Linked DNA regions of Homo sapiens: region 1 is linked to region 2. The links are chromatin contacts, found by Hi-C or POLR2A ChIA-PET in ENCODE. All regions are on one chromosome and are shown on one strand. The core of a region is the stretch at or near the end of the contact, and the rest is flanking DNA. Distances in the headings are between cores, read along the strand shown. Region 1 overlaps LRRC74A (leucine rich repeat containing 74A). Region 2 holds the start of VASH1 (vasohibin 1).

The links. A loop is a pair of places that touch in the nucleus more often than their neighbours do. ChIA-PET counts read pairs that join two places held with the same protein, here RNA polymerase II (POLR2A). Pooled maps may share reads with other maps.
Region 1: a loop to region 2 is called in a pooled map, with 3 times the contacts of the local background. The contact joins the enhancer-like site here to the promoter of VASH1 in region 2. A Hi-C loop is called at or near these places in 2 of 50 pooled maps. POLR2A ChIA-PET finds 5 or more read pairs at or near these places in 5 of 52 experiments (CD8-positive, alpha-beta T cell, GM12878, H1 and 2 more).

Annotation. Positions count from the first base shown.
Region 1 is chr14:76,859,464-76,865,742 of GRCh38, forward strand. LRRC74A (leucine rich repeat containing 74A) reads left to right here. Exons shown (of 14, transcript NM_001385106.1): 11 at 1,230-1,376. Among named protein-coding and RNA genes, the nearest start is that of LRRC74A, 36 kb to the left of the region's middle. Within about 2 kb of position 4,633, at least 17 of the 41 ENCODE cell types and tissues checked have a DNase peak (open chromatin) inside an H3K27ac peak, as active enhancers do.
Region 2 is chr14:76,759,808-76,766,926 of GRCh38, forward strand. VASH1 (vasohibin 1) reads left to right here and starts at 1,661. Exons shown (of 7, transcript NM_014909.5): 1 at 1,661-3,323. The coding sequence starts at 3,015. RefSeq lists silencers at 1,628-1,817, 1,918-2,187.

The DNA of each region.
Region 1 (6,279 bases), core at 3,383-5,882, 100 kb after region 2:
GCAGAGGTTGTGATAAGCCAAGATTGCACCATTGCACTTCAGCCTGGGCAACAAGAATGAAACTCCATCTCAAAAAAAAAAAAAAAAAGAAACATAAAAGAAATGGTGCTGTTTAGGCCCTAGATGGCCCATAAACCCGTAAGCTGTGACCACAGTGGCACTTAATAAGCCTACCAGAACAAATAGGTCTGAATTAGCCTTTTTTTTTTTTTTTTTTTTTTTGGGTGTTGGGGATGGAGTCTCACTCTGTCGCCCAGGCTGGAGTGCAATGGCATAGTCTCGGCTCACTGCAACCTCTACCTCCCAGGTTCAAGCGATTCTCCTGCCTCAGCTTCCTGAGTAGCTGGGATTACAGGCACCCACTACCGCACCTGGCTAATTTTTTTGTATTTTTAGTAGAAACAGAGTTTCACCATGTTGGCCAGGCTGGTCTTGAATTTCCGACCTCAAGTGATACACCCACCTTGGCCTCCCAAAGTGCTGGGATTACAGGCTTGAGACATCGAGCCTGTATTAGCCTTCTCCTTCCCTTTTGTCAACAATGCCTCCATAACTCTGAACAGTATAGAAATTCCTCTTTTGTAGATGCTCCTAGAACTTTCTCTAGAATCTCTACAAAGCCTTCTGCCCTTAAACAGGGGTTTAATTCTTTGAAAGGGCAAAATGTACTCCGAGCCACATCTGAGGAATGAAGCAGGCTGACCAAACTGGTGGAGCCCAGGTTTGATCAAACACTATTTCACAGGACACATTTTCTCCCATGTCCTACAAACCAGCTCTGAGGGCACTTCCAGAAGGGGAAGTTTCCATTTTGTCCCTGGTCACTTATTGGAATCAGGGATCCTCTTCCAGGGCACTTTCTCTGACAAACAACACTCACGCAGACATGGACATTTCAGGGCTTTGTTTAAGGACTATCTTGCCACTCCAAAGCTGTAAATCATCTGTCAGATGCAGATGCCATTTGAGAGTGGAGCTGAACTGGCAGCAGGTGACAAGCCACCAGCACTCAACAAAAACATCCCATCAAAATTACCCAGGAAACTTACAAGTCAATTTACAAGCTCTAAAATACCCGAACTATCCCAGTCCAGGAGCAGCACTGAGAACAAACTGGAAGAGACAAAACTTCCTGACTTTGGCTTGGGTGGAAGGGGTAGGGTGCACTGGTTGGGCAGGCACGATGGCAGTGCCCTCATCATCATGGGTCCCCTCTCTCCCTGTCACAGAACGTGCTGGTGTCCGAGCAGTTCATGAAAACGTTGGACGGAGTGTATGCCGTTCACCCGCAGCTGGACGTGGTATTCAAGGCAGTACAAGGCCTCTCTCCCAAGAAAACCATCTTCTTGTTGACAAACCCCATGAAACTGATCCAGGTGAGCTCCTGCCTTCCTCTCAGGGCCTCCAGGGAGCCCTGGGGAAAGCTGGCCAATGGCTCCAAATCAGTTTCCAGACTTCTCCCTCCCCACAGTGTCTGTACAACCCTCTCTGATAAGGAATGTCTCAGTCCCTTGGACAGCAGACATGGAATGAATATTCTCCGTGGCTACCAGATCCCTCAGCAGTGCTTCCTGATCTCCAGAGGAAGGGAAGGGCTGAGATCTAGCTGAAGGGGGCAGGTGGACAGAATGGATTATCCCACCCGGACTCCTCCACCTGCTAGCGTATGACCAAGGGCAAGTTACTAAAGCTCTCTGGGTCACAGTCTCTTCACCTGCAGAATGGACACAACAGTAGCCACCCAGTAGGATTGCTTGGAAAATCAAATTATGTCAAATGCATGAAGTGCTTAGAAGGATGCCTGGTATAGAACAAGCACCTGCTTATTATAGACATAGTTTCTTTCCAACTGCTGGTAAGGATATCAAGACATCCCTGCGGTCAGGATGGCTATTTGGCAGCTCCAGCCAAAGAGAGACACTTCAGTCCTTTGTTTCTAATGGTAACTTGCCCCCGACTCATGTTTTCTTAGATTATCTCTGGCAATCACAGGAGGCAGAGGTAAAGCTGTTCTTTCCAACAGCTGGTAAGGATGTCAAGACATCCTTGTGGTCAGGATGGCTATTTGGCGGGTTCAGCCAAAGAGAAACACTCGAGTCCTTTGTTTCTAATGATAACTTGCCCCCAACTCATCTTTTCTTAGATTAGCTCTGGCAATCACAGGAGGCAGATGTAACAGTGGAAATACAAAATCAGAGAATAGTAGCGCCGAAAGGGATGTTATTGCTCCTCTAGTCCCATTGTCTTGCAGAACAGTGCTCAGACCCTGCTTTGGTGTTTCCACAGCGGGCCTCTCACCCTGCAGTGGGGGCAAGGAGCCTGCTGCTGGCCGCAGAGCGGTTACTACCTGGGGAGCAGGCGTGGGGATGCTGCTCTGCCAATGCACGTTCTGCAGGGTGTGTCCCCGGGCTGCTTCCTGCCCCCAGTGGGTCTGCTCTGTGCCTCAGTTTCTAGAACTAAATAAAAGAGCTCCCACATGAAAATTGTTATGTGAAAAATTCTAGAAGACAAAGCGGTGTCCAGTATTTGTACAGGTAAGATGACTTCAGATGGAACCAAGGCAAACCTGTTTTGCAAGGGGAGCAGGGTGCTCCAGTGAACAGGAATGGAGCTGTCTGATGCAAAGTGGGGACCCCACCTCTTGTTTTAAAGACACACAGAAAAAGAATCTTGGAGACCAAACATGCAGAGTCCAACATAGCCCTTCCCCTCAGGGGATCAACAATCTCATTGGAAAGATGGGATGGCTACAGTGACGACCCACAGAACATAGAAAGTTTCATATGGCCAGGCACGGTGGCTATGCCTGTAATCCCAGCAATTCGGGAGGCCAAAGCGGGTGGATCACTTGAGGTCAGAAGTTTGAGACCAGCCTGGCCAACATGGCAAAACCCCATCTCTTCTAAAAATACAAAAATTAGCCGAGCGTGGTGGCAGATGCCTATAATCCCAGCTACTTGGGAAACTGAGGCACAAGAATCGCTCGACGCTTGAACCCAGGAGGCGGAGGCTGCAGCGAGCTGAGATTATGCCACTGCACTCCAGCCTGGGCAACAGAGCGAGACTCTGTCTCAAAAAAAAAAAAAGTGTCATGTGATAAATAATAAATAAGTGACAGAGGCAGAAAATGTAGTCAGAATCCAAATAAGAGATCAACGTAGGATTCGGCAACCAGAAAAGGATGACTTCTTGGAAGAGATGGGAGTGGGTAAGGGCCTTGAAGAATGTCAAAGATTGAGGTGAGCCACAGAGAGTGGGAGGGTGTTCCGGCGAGAGGCTCCTGCCAGCAAAGGTGCTGAGGTGGAACCGCACACAGCATGTTCAGGGGACACTAACACATGACTCCAGGTTCATAGAGGAGCCCAAGAGGCAAAGCTGGCAAGGGAGGCTGGGCTGCAAGTGGCAGCCCTCAGATTTTAGGCTCTGAGTTCGAGTTTGATTCCATCGGGAACAGGGGGCCGGTGAGAGCTGCTGGGCAGTGGATGTGATGCGAATCCAGCAGGATTGAGGAGTTCTGGCAATGGGGAGTGAATTGAAGAGGGTAAGAAAAAAGAGTAGGAAACCAAACAAGCACACTATTGTAGCACTCTAGATGTGGAATGATGGCTTGGCTGAGAATAACAATGGAATTGAAGGGCAGATGTAAGAGCTATCATTATGGAAACATCTCTAGGACTTGGCGAATGGTTGGATATGTGGGGGTGTGTATTGCATGCATGTGAGTGTGTGTGTGTGTGTGTGTGTGTGTGTGTTGGGATAGGAAGGCCTGTGATGATAAAAGAAACCCAAAGATAACCCAAGATTTCAAGGCCAAGGGACTGAAGGAAAGATTGCCAGAGGCAGGGAAGTGCAGATGGGGAAAGTGCCTGCCACCTGGCCCTTACTGTCTCTCCACGTTCTAGCCCCACTGGATTGCTTCCGGATCCTCTTTGCATCAGCTCTCCCTTCACTGCAGGCCTGTGTACGGTCAGGGCAGGTCCTTCCACCTGGAACACTTTTCTTCTTGCCCTCTGGGTCTCGCTCATTCCTACCCGTTCTCAGGTCTCTACACAATGTCACTTCCTGGGGAAACCCTTCTTGGATTCCCTGGTCAAGAGCGAACGCCCTTCGTGTTCCCGAAGCCCTTGGCTTCACCCTTGCATTGCAACCTGTGAACTCCTCCAGGGCAGGGCTGTGTGGGGTCTTAGTAGTAGCACCTACCAAAGTAGCTGGGCAAGGTTCTTAGTTGCTGGCCACAGAATTTACTCCAACTAGGCTAAGCACACGGGGGTTTATTACAGGAGAGAGATCAAAGAAATGTCAGGAGGGCTGAACAAACAGACTCTTGTTAGATTCCAGAAATGGCTCTCAAAGCACCCCAACTGAGTTGCCAAGAGTTGCTGCTTCTGCTATAATCAAGAAGCTGCATGATTGCGGAATGCCCCGCTCAGTCATGAAGCAACCACAGCCGCTGCCCACCACCTGCCTCTCTCAAATCAGACACAAGCCTCACACTTACATCTCAGGCAGGTGCTTGGCAAAGGCCATCCATTCTGACCCCCAGCTGCAAGGGGACTTGGGGAATGTCGCTTTCAGCTTTCCAGGCTCTGCATGGATGAGAAGCCTGCTGTGAAGAAACAGCAGTGGGTGCCGAGGGCTCACCCATGGCATCTGCCATAGCGCTCAGCAGCAGTGTGCTGCTTCAGAGCACGAGGTGCACTTTGGATGTGTTGATTGAAGTGCCGGTGGGGTGTCCAGCAGCTGTGGAGGATGGAGAACTGGAAATGTAGCTTTGGGAGGCACTCCGGAAGGGTGGGAGGCCGTGCACTCCAGAAAGGGAAGTGTGGGGAACAAAGAGCAAGGGCCCCAGGGCTGAACCCTGAGGAAATGCTTCGTGAGAAGGACGTTGCCAGAAATAGCTATCGATACAGTAGGACGCTGTCTGGGAGTTTCTGAGAGTGAGAGGAAGGGGGGGGGGGGGTGGCGGGGGGAAGGGGGGTGGCGGGGGAGAAGAGAAAAAAAGTACTTAAAAAGGACCCAAAAGAATACTGTAATATCGTAAGGCCGGGTGCGGGGAAGAGAAAAAAAAATACTTAAAAAGGACCAAAAAGAATATTGTAATATTGTAAGGCCGGATGCAGTAGCTCATGCCTGTAATCCCAGCACTTTGGGAGGCTGGGGTGGAAGGATCACTTGAGGTCAGAAGTTCAAGACCAGCCTGACCAACATGGTGAAACCCCATCTCTACTAAAAATACAAAAATAGGCTGTGCATGATGGCGCATGCCTGTAATCCCAGCTACCCGGGAGGCTGAGGCAGGAGAATTGCTTGAACCTGGGAGGCAGAGGTTGCAGTGAGCCGAGATCGAGCCACTGAACTCTAGCCTAGGCGACAGAGCGAGACTCTGTTTCAAAATAAAAAAAAAGAGAGGAAAAGAATATTATAATGACATTGAAAAGGTGTTCATATGTGAACAGTGGGTTCTGTAAAACAATAGGTTTAGTAGAAAGATGAGAGATTAGATAGATAAATGTTATACAGATAGATAGAAGTTAGACAGATTGATGTCAGATAGATAGTTAAAAAGATAAAAGGGTCCACACCAAGATGTTACCTCTGTGTGGTGGTATTGGATTTATGGGTGATTTTTAAAATTTTCTCCTGCTAATCTAAAATTGCCTTGCAACGTGAGTAATAATACACTTGATCCTTGAACAACACAGGTTTGAACTGTGCCATTTCATCCACTTTTATGTATTTGGATTTTTTTCAATAAATACAGTCAGCCCTTCGTACCTGTGGGTTCTGCATATGCAAATGTGGATCCAAAATACAGTATTTGAGGAATGAGAAACCCACGGATATGGAGGGCCTGCCTTTTCATATTGGTGGATTTTGGTATCTGAGGGGGTCCTGGAACCAATCCCTTGCACATATCAAGGGATGACTATATTTTTTAAATGAAAAAAATGAAATATCCTTTTAAAAATATTCTAACAAAGTATGTTTCCATATGAGCATTGAGGTGAAACTGTGAGAATCCTAGGAATTCGTAGAGCCAAACTGTCACATTATACAGCTGTGATTTAACCTTTTGATCTCTGAACATCCGCGCGCCATCCACAGCACACCATCTATACCAGTGTTAACAGATTGCGTTTGTAGATAATGATCACTGTCCCATCCTCGTGGCACTGCGGTGCCTGAACAGCCTTGACTTCAGTCCTTCCAACTTTGGAATGGAGGGAGCGTCTGTGCAGTGCCAAGGGGCTCCTAGAAGCATGGCGAGCACACAGGAAT
Region 2 (7,119 bases), core at 411-2,910:
GTCAGCGAGAACACCCTCATGTGGCCTCACCATGTGGCTTGGGCTTCTTCACAACATGGTAGCTGGTTTCTTCTGAGGAACCAAGAAGAAGCTGTCTCCTTTTTATGGCCTGGTCTTAAGAGTCATACAGCTTCACTTTCATCACACTTTATTCATTAGACACCAGTCACCAAGTACATCCCACATTCAGGGGGAAAGGAATTAGATCCCATCTTTTGAAAAGAATGGTCAAGAGCTTGCAAGCCAATTTTAAAACCAGCACCACTTGGCTAACACAAGAAGCAATGTATAGAGTGAAAAACAAGTGTCTGAAGAAGTAAGACTTCTGTTCACATTCTAGCTCTGCCACTTACTAGCTGTGTGAGTTTGGGGAAATTACCCTCTGAGACTTGGTTTATACAATACAGGGTGATAGTTGTTGATCCCTAGTGATTTTTCTACGCTTGGAGTCTTCTTGCCTTAGTGAGTTTAAGAAGATCCAGGCTGAACTAACTTTCTTGGAGTCTTGCAATCCTTCCCATCACTGATAACCCTTGGTTTCTGACCCTGGAGGTAGTAAGAGGTTGCTACGGGAGCACAGGGTACCCAGAAAGTTCAGATACTAGGGACAGCTTTAGAGAACAGATGTGAAACCACTGAGGCCCTGGGGTCTCTCTAAGGCCTTTAACCCAGCCCTTGTGTAGTAACCTCAGCTTGTCAAGAAATGCAACGACCCCACAACTAAGGAATCTGAATCTGCCGGCTAAGGCCAAGGAATCTGCATTCTCCCACAAGACTGTGATTCATGCTAACTACAGGCAGGGGAGAGGGGGAGCATCTTAAAGCACACACTCGGCCGTCTCTTCCTAAAGTTCTTGGCTTCAGCCTAGAGATAGTGCCTTTCCCACCATTTACAACTCTATGGCATGAGGGAGGCGGAGGGTGCGTCCAGTGTCCAACCACGCACCACAGCTGGTTGTACTTTCACCTTCCTCTAGGCCAGCGGACCCTCCCCAAGCATTGCCTCCCACGCCCACGTCGCGGTCCCACCCTGGTCCGCGGGGTCCAGAGCGTCCAAAGCCCGGTCTAGGCAGATGGTCTAGGGGTGAGCTCTGCGCACCCCATTCCCACCAGTGCAGGCAATCGAATAAAACAGGGTGACTTTTAACCCTTTTCGTTTCCAGAGATAGTGACCCCCCGTCTCAATCCCTAGATGTCCTCCTCTAAGAACTGTGCGCGCTGGGAGGGACTCTGCGCTCACTCACTGTGACCACCTCGGCTGGGATATGGGGAAACTGAGGCCTACAGAGGGAAGGGAACTGCTGAACGTCCCAAAGCAACACAGGCACTGAATCCGGTCTAGAATCCCAGTCTTCCAGGCCAGTGCTCTCGGTCCTACCGGCTCAGGGCCCCTGCGAAGAATCTTTTTCAAGAAATTCCCGACCGCAGGAATTCCTTCTGCGCTAGGAATCTCCATGGAGTTTGCGCTCCCTCTGGCACGTTGAAAACGTCCTCCGCAGCTTCGCACCGGCTTCGCGGCGCCCTGACAGCTGGGTGAGGAGGGAGCGAATGCCCACCGGCGTCCTTGGGGTAACTTGGGACAGAGGCACCGCCGCGGGGGGCGGAGGACTGGGCGCGAAGGCGCTGGCCCTTTAAGGGGGGGACGGAGCGCATGCGCGGCGCGGGCCGTAGTCGAGCCTGGTGGGCGGCTGGCTGGCAGGGGACGTGGTCGGCGGCAGCGGGGCCCAGGGGCGGCGGGGCTGCAGCAGCGGCGGCCCCAGCTTCGCCGAGCAGCGATCGGCTGGTGGGCTTCTCGTTGGCGGGCTCCGCGTTGGCGGGCTGCTCCCCAGGCACCAGCGCAGCGCGCGCTCGCCCGGCTTCGTCACTCGCCTCCAGCTACATCCGCCGGCCGAGGCTGCGCGAGCCTCCGGGCTTGCGGTCCCCGCCCCGCGGTCCTTCCTCCACCCTCAGCCAGGGCAGCTGCAGCCCGAGCGAACAGCCACGGAGCATCCTCCGCCCGCCCGGGCCGCGCCACCGCCCATGCTGCAGCCAGTCCCAGGCAGCGACCCCGCGGCCGCAGCCCGCCGCTCAGTGACCTCAGCCTGGCCCCTGCGCGCCGCCCGAGCCGGTCCCGCTGAGCCGCGGGCCCCGTGCCCTGCGATGGCTCGGCTGGTGCAGCGCGGCGCCAGGTGCCAGCCGTCCTCCCGCTGAGACGCGCCCGAGTGGGGACCCGCTGGGCCTCGGGGCTCGCAGCCTTCGCCTCCCCGCCGCGCCCGCTCCCTTTCTGGGGACTCCGCCGCTGTTTCTGGGGACGAGGGGACAGGGGACCCAGACAAAGCCCACTTTGTGCAGGGAGTTGGCCGCAGGCGGGGAATGTGCGCGTCGGCGCGCGCCCCCTCCCCGCTCCCGGCCAGCTGCGAGTCTTGGCTCCCGGACTTGTCTCGTCGCGTCGGAGAAATCGCCCCCCAGCGCCGCTCTCCCGCCCGGGGGTCTTGGTTCCGAGCTCGCGCGGCCGGGAGTCGCCTCGGTCTTCCTTGGGGCGCGCGCAGATGTGAGCGTGCGAGAGTTGTGTAGGGGATTTTGTTCCCTCCGAAACTGAGACCCAGGGCGCCCAGTGGGCACCCGTGCCTTGACTCTGTCCTTTCTGCAGCCGCTGGTCCGAGCTGTCTGGCCTCAGTTTCCCTCCGACTTTTCTCCGCTCTGCCAGCCCTCACTGCTGCCCGTCATTGTTCTCGCAGTTAGATGGGGGTGCTTTGTGACGGCTGCCAAGTTGGGGTGTGTTCTCTTTATTCCGTTTTTCAAACAGAACAAGGCCTCCAAGGCTGACCCCAGACAACCCACCCCCTCGGACCCTAATTCACCTTATTGCACTGATTTTTTTTATCAAGTCGTATTTTATTGTACAGGAGCCACGCCCTGATTTCTTAAAGGCGCCTTGCACTCTGGCCATGTGTTATCTCTGCAGCCGGTGTGTGGGAGGCCTCTTGTGAGCCAGTTGTTTTCCCGCCTCCACCACCCCCCTCGAAGATTTAGGGATGCCAGGGGGGAAGAAGGTGGCTGGGGGTGGCAGCAGCGGTGCCACTCCAACGTCCGCTGCGGCCACCGCCCCCTCTGGGGTCAGGCGTTTGGAGACCAGCGAAGGAACCTCAGCCCAGAGAGATGAGGAGCCAGAAGAGGAAGGGGAAGAGGACCTGCGAGACGGAGGCGTCCCCTTCTTTGTCAACCGGGGTGGGCTACCTGTGGATGAGGCCACCTGGGAAAGGATGTGGAAACACGTGGCCAAGATCCACCCCGATGGAGAGAAGGTGGCGCAACGGATCCGTGGGGCCACAGACCTGCCCAAGGTGAGACACACGGGTCAGGGGGGTGATAGCACAGTCTAGGTTTTAGTGACCTTGGGGCCAAGAGTGAAGCCACACTCTCCTCCCACGGGGCAGGGGACCACTGGCTCGGTAAGATCTTTAAAATGCAGTGATATCATACCTGTCTAGGAGAACTTTCTCTCACTGCCATTCTAGGAGGGAGGCTCACATACATTGTCTCCAGGAGGCCCTCCCCGCTGTCTTTTAAAATGTCCACGTTTTACAGGAGGGGACAGCAGCAGATGGAACTAACAAACACAGTAGGATGGCTTGACGTCTCATTTGCTTGATGACACTTGCCAAGCCAGAGAACTGTGAGCAGACAAATGTAATGAATGACTAAGGAGATGCAGGGCTTCATATGTTGAGAAAATATTTTCGTGCATTATGTCATTGAATTCTCCCAACAGCCTTGTGACGTAAGTACAGTTTGGATTCCCATTTTACAGATGAGAAAGCTGAAAACTCAAGTAGGAACTCAAGATCCCACAGCCAGTAAGTGGCAGAACTGAGATTCAATTTCAGGTCTTCAGGAGAAGGGCGGGGGGTGGTGGTGGAGGGAAGTGTCCAGGTCCTCTTCTCTGTTGGACAGTAGATTCAAGCACATTAGAAGAGGTCTTATGGAGAAGCATAAAATGAAATAATTTTTCTGTGTTGGCTGTAACTCCTCCTCCATGACAGCTATACTTCAGTTGTGTCACCAACGAAAACAGAGGCTGTATCTCATTCATCTTTGTCTTCCCAAGGCCTCCTGTGTGCCTGGCACAGAACAGGCACTAGTGTGTGTGTTTGCTGAATGAAAGGGTATTTGAGAGTTTCTGTGCTGTACGCTGCTATATGGAAATACATGCCAGATATTAAAAAAAAAAAAAACATGATCAAGACTAGGAGGCACTTTGCCAAATGCAGAGGCCTGAAATCTCCAAAAAAGAGCCCTTTGGACTGAGTTCAGAGCCCAGTGCTTAGCCCTGCCTGCCCAGGTTGGAAGGAAGGGGGCTAGGAAGAATGGAAGTTAGTGTGAATTAGACATGAGGACAAGTGGCCCGTTTTGTTTTTACCAAGTTATTGGTACAGCCATCAGAAAGTGTCTTCTGGGAAAAAGAGAATCAAAGGTTGAAGGTTTAAATACTGCCTAATGTTTCCAGGGGAAACAAAATGTAGATTGATTTGGAATGGCCGCATAAATGTGCTCTGCACTGACTTAATATTTATTTAGCTAATCCCCTAGAGTTGGATGTTGTTTCCAGTTTTATTCCTAAAATGAATACTATGGTGAACATTCTAAAATATAAATTTTGGGGTTCATCTCTGATTATTTCCTTGGGAAAAATTCTGAAAGCGAAAGTATTGCGTCAAAGGATATTGACATTGGTAGGGGTCACCTGCTTATCTATATGGCCTCTTCCACCTATTTGAGATGCAGTTTTCTTATCAATAAGATGAGGTTGATTGTGGGGAAGAAATGAGAGACTGTGTGTTAAAGTATTTAACAAACTGTAAAGCCCCAAACCAGTACCTGGTTATTGGATATCAGTTACCTTTTTTTTTTTTTTTTGAGATGGAGTCTCACTCTTTCCACCAGGCTGGAGTGCAGTGGCATGATCTTGGCTCACTGCAGCCTCCACCTCCCTGGTTCAAGTGATTCTCCTGCCTCAGCCTCCTGAGTATCTGGGATTGTAGGCACCTACCACCACACCTGGCTAATTTTTGTATTTTTGGTAGAGATGGGGTTTCATTTTCAACATTTTGGCCAGGCTGGTCTCAAACTCCAGACCTCAGGTAATCCACCCACCTCAGCCTCCCAAAGTGCTGGGATTACAGGCGTGAACCACCACGCCCGGCCAGACATCCATCACCTTTACTTATGTGCTTTATCAAGCGGCAAGACTGGGTTTTGCTCAGATCATTTGTCCCGATGAGGCCAGAGTCACACCCTGCTCCCACGTGAACAAGTCGGGCAGCTCTCCAGCCATCTTGCTTATGTCTAAATCAGGCCATAAAAGAGTGTGAATGGTTCCCTGCAGAACTGCCACCACTCCTGGGAACTAAAAAAGAAATAGTGAGCTCACTAGTAACTGGTCTGTAATGTCATTCTGTCATCTTCAGTCCTCATGTACAGGAAAGACACGGATGAAGGAAGTCTAGGGGTGGGGGCTGTGTTGTGACAGACCCCTAGACTTCCATCGCTAGGGTAGAAGGAATTTTGTGAGAGGTTTGGAAAAATTTGAACCTCCCCCTCTTCAAACCACAGATCTCAGATAAATCGCATGAGTCTGCATGAGGTCCCTCCTCTACCTGGGCTCTGAGTAGAAAGGTACCCTTAGAGTCTGGGAGTGCAGTGGAGTCCAGGAGGCCTTGGAGAGAAGCAGCGTGGGTTGGGTGCCTGGGTGCCAGGGTGCCAGTGGCAGGGTGGGCTGACCCCGCCCTTACCATCCCTAGGGGCCATGCCACTGGAGCTGGCACAGGGTCATTCCCTACAGCGGCCACACAGTGTGGGGCTCAAGAAGTGTTTTGTTGGGAAAATTGGGAGATTTCTCACATAAAGATCCAGAGTTTTGGCATCTTTTCAGAAAATAAGAAGACTTGGGAACACATGGGAATCTGCAGTCCCACGTGGCAGCTGTCAGCTGGGGCTGGGGAGTGAGTCCTACTCCCCCATCTTGCCACTGTCTCCACCACTCACCTACCAGGCCTGCCTGCCCCGTGTATGTTACTTGCCCGGCCCCTGCATGTGGTTGAGTCTGGGACCCCTGCAGGCTGGTGTCATAAAAGGAGAGCACTCTGGAGTCAAAGCTACCATGTTCAAATCCTTGATCTCCCATAACTACTTATATGAGGAAGACAGGCAACTTTCTTGTGCCTCAGTTTTCCGCAGCTGTGAAATGGAGCTAATAGCAATGCCCATCAAGAGGATGTTAGAGGAATTAATGATGCAAAGCATGTGATGCTTCATTAAGTGCCTCTAATAGATACCCAGTAATGGAGCAGGGAGTGAGTGTTCATCGACACCCCACTAGCGCTTTGGAGAAGCAGCCTTTACAGGGATGATGCCAGTATGTTATAGGGCAACAATTTCTAGAAAGATCCCAAATCCAGCAACAGCTTAGGCTCCTTGATAAGAGTCTGTCCTTGATGTTTCAGGCTTCCACCCCCTTTAAAAGCTTAGTGGCCACTGACCCCAGACCCAGCTGCTGAAGGTCTTTTATGGTCTCTTATGGCTCAGGCCACAGAGCTCCTGCAGAATGGGAATTTGGACATCTCCTCTAGCTACTTATTATGACTCCAGAGTGCTTTCCTTTGATTTATTTATGAGACAGCGTCTCGCTTGGTCACCTAAGATGGAATGCAGTGGCACAGTCATGGCTCACAGCAGCCTCTACCTTCTGGGCTCAAGTGATCCTCCCACCTCAGCCTCCAGAGTAGCTGGGGCTACCGGTGTGCCCTACCATGCCTGGCTAATTTTTTTATTTTTTGGTTGAGATGGGGTCTCTCTATATTGCCCAGGCTGGTCTCAAACTCCTGGGCTCAAGCCATCCTCCCGCCTCAGCCTCCCAAAGTGCTGGGATTACAGGCAGGAGCTACTACACCCAGCCTGGACATCTCCTCTAAAAGGGTAACGTTGCTGGGATTAGCATGTGCGAGGCACACTGATAATGATGACAGTGAACACAAATTAAGTCTGTGCTGTGTGCCTGACCCTGCTCTAAGGCCTCGACCTGCAGCATCTCATTCGCACTATAAGGCTGATTTTGTGTTGGTGCCCACTTTATAAATGAAG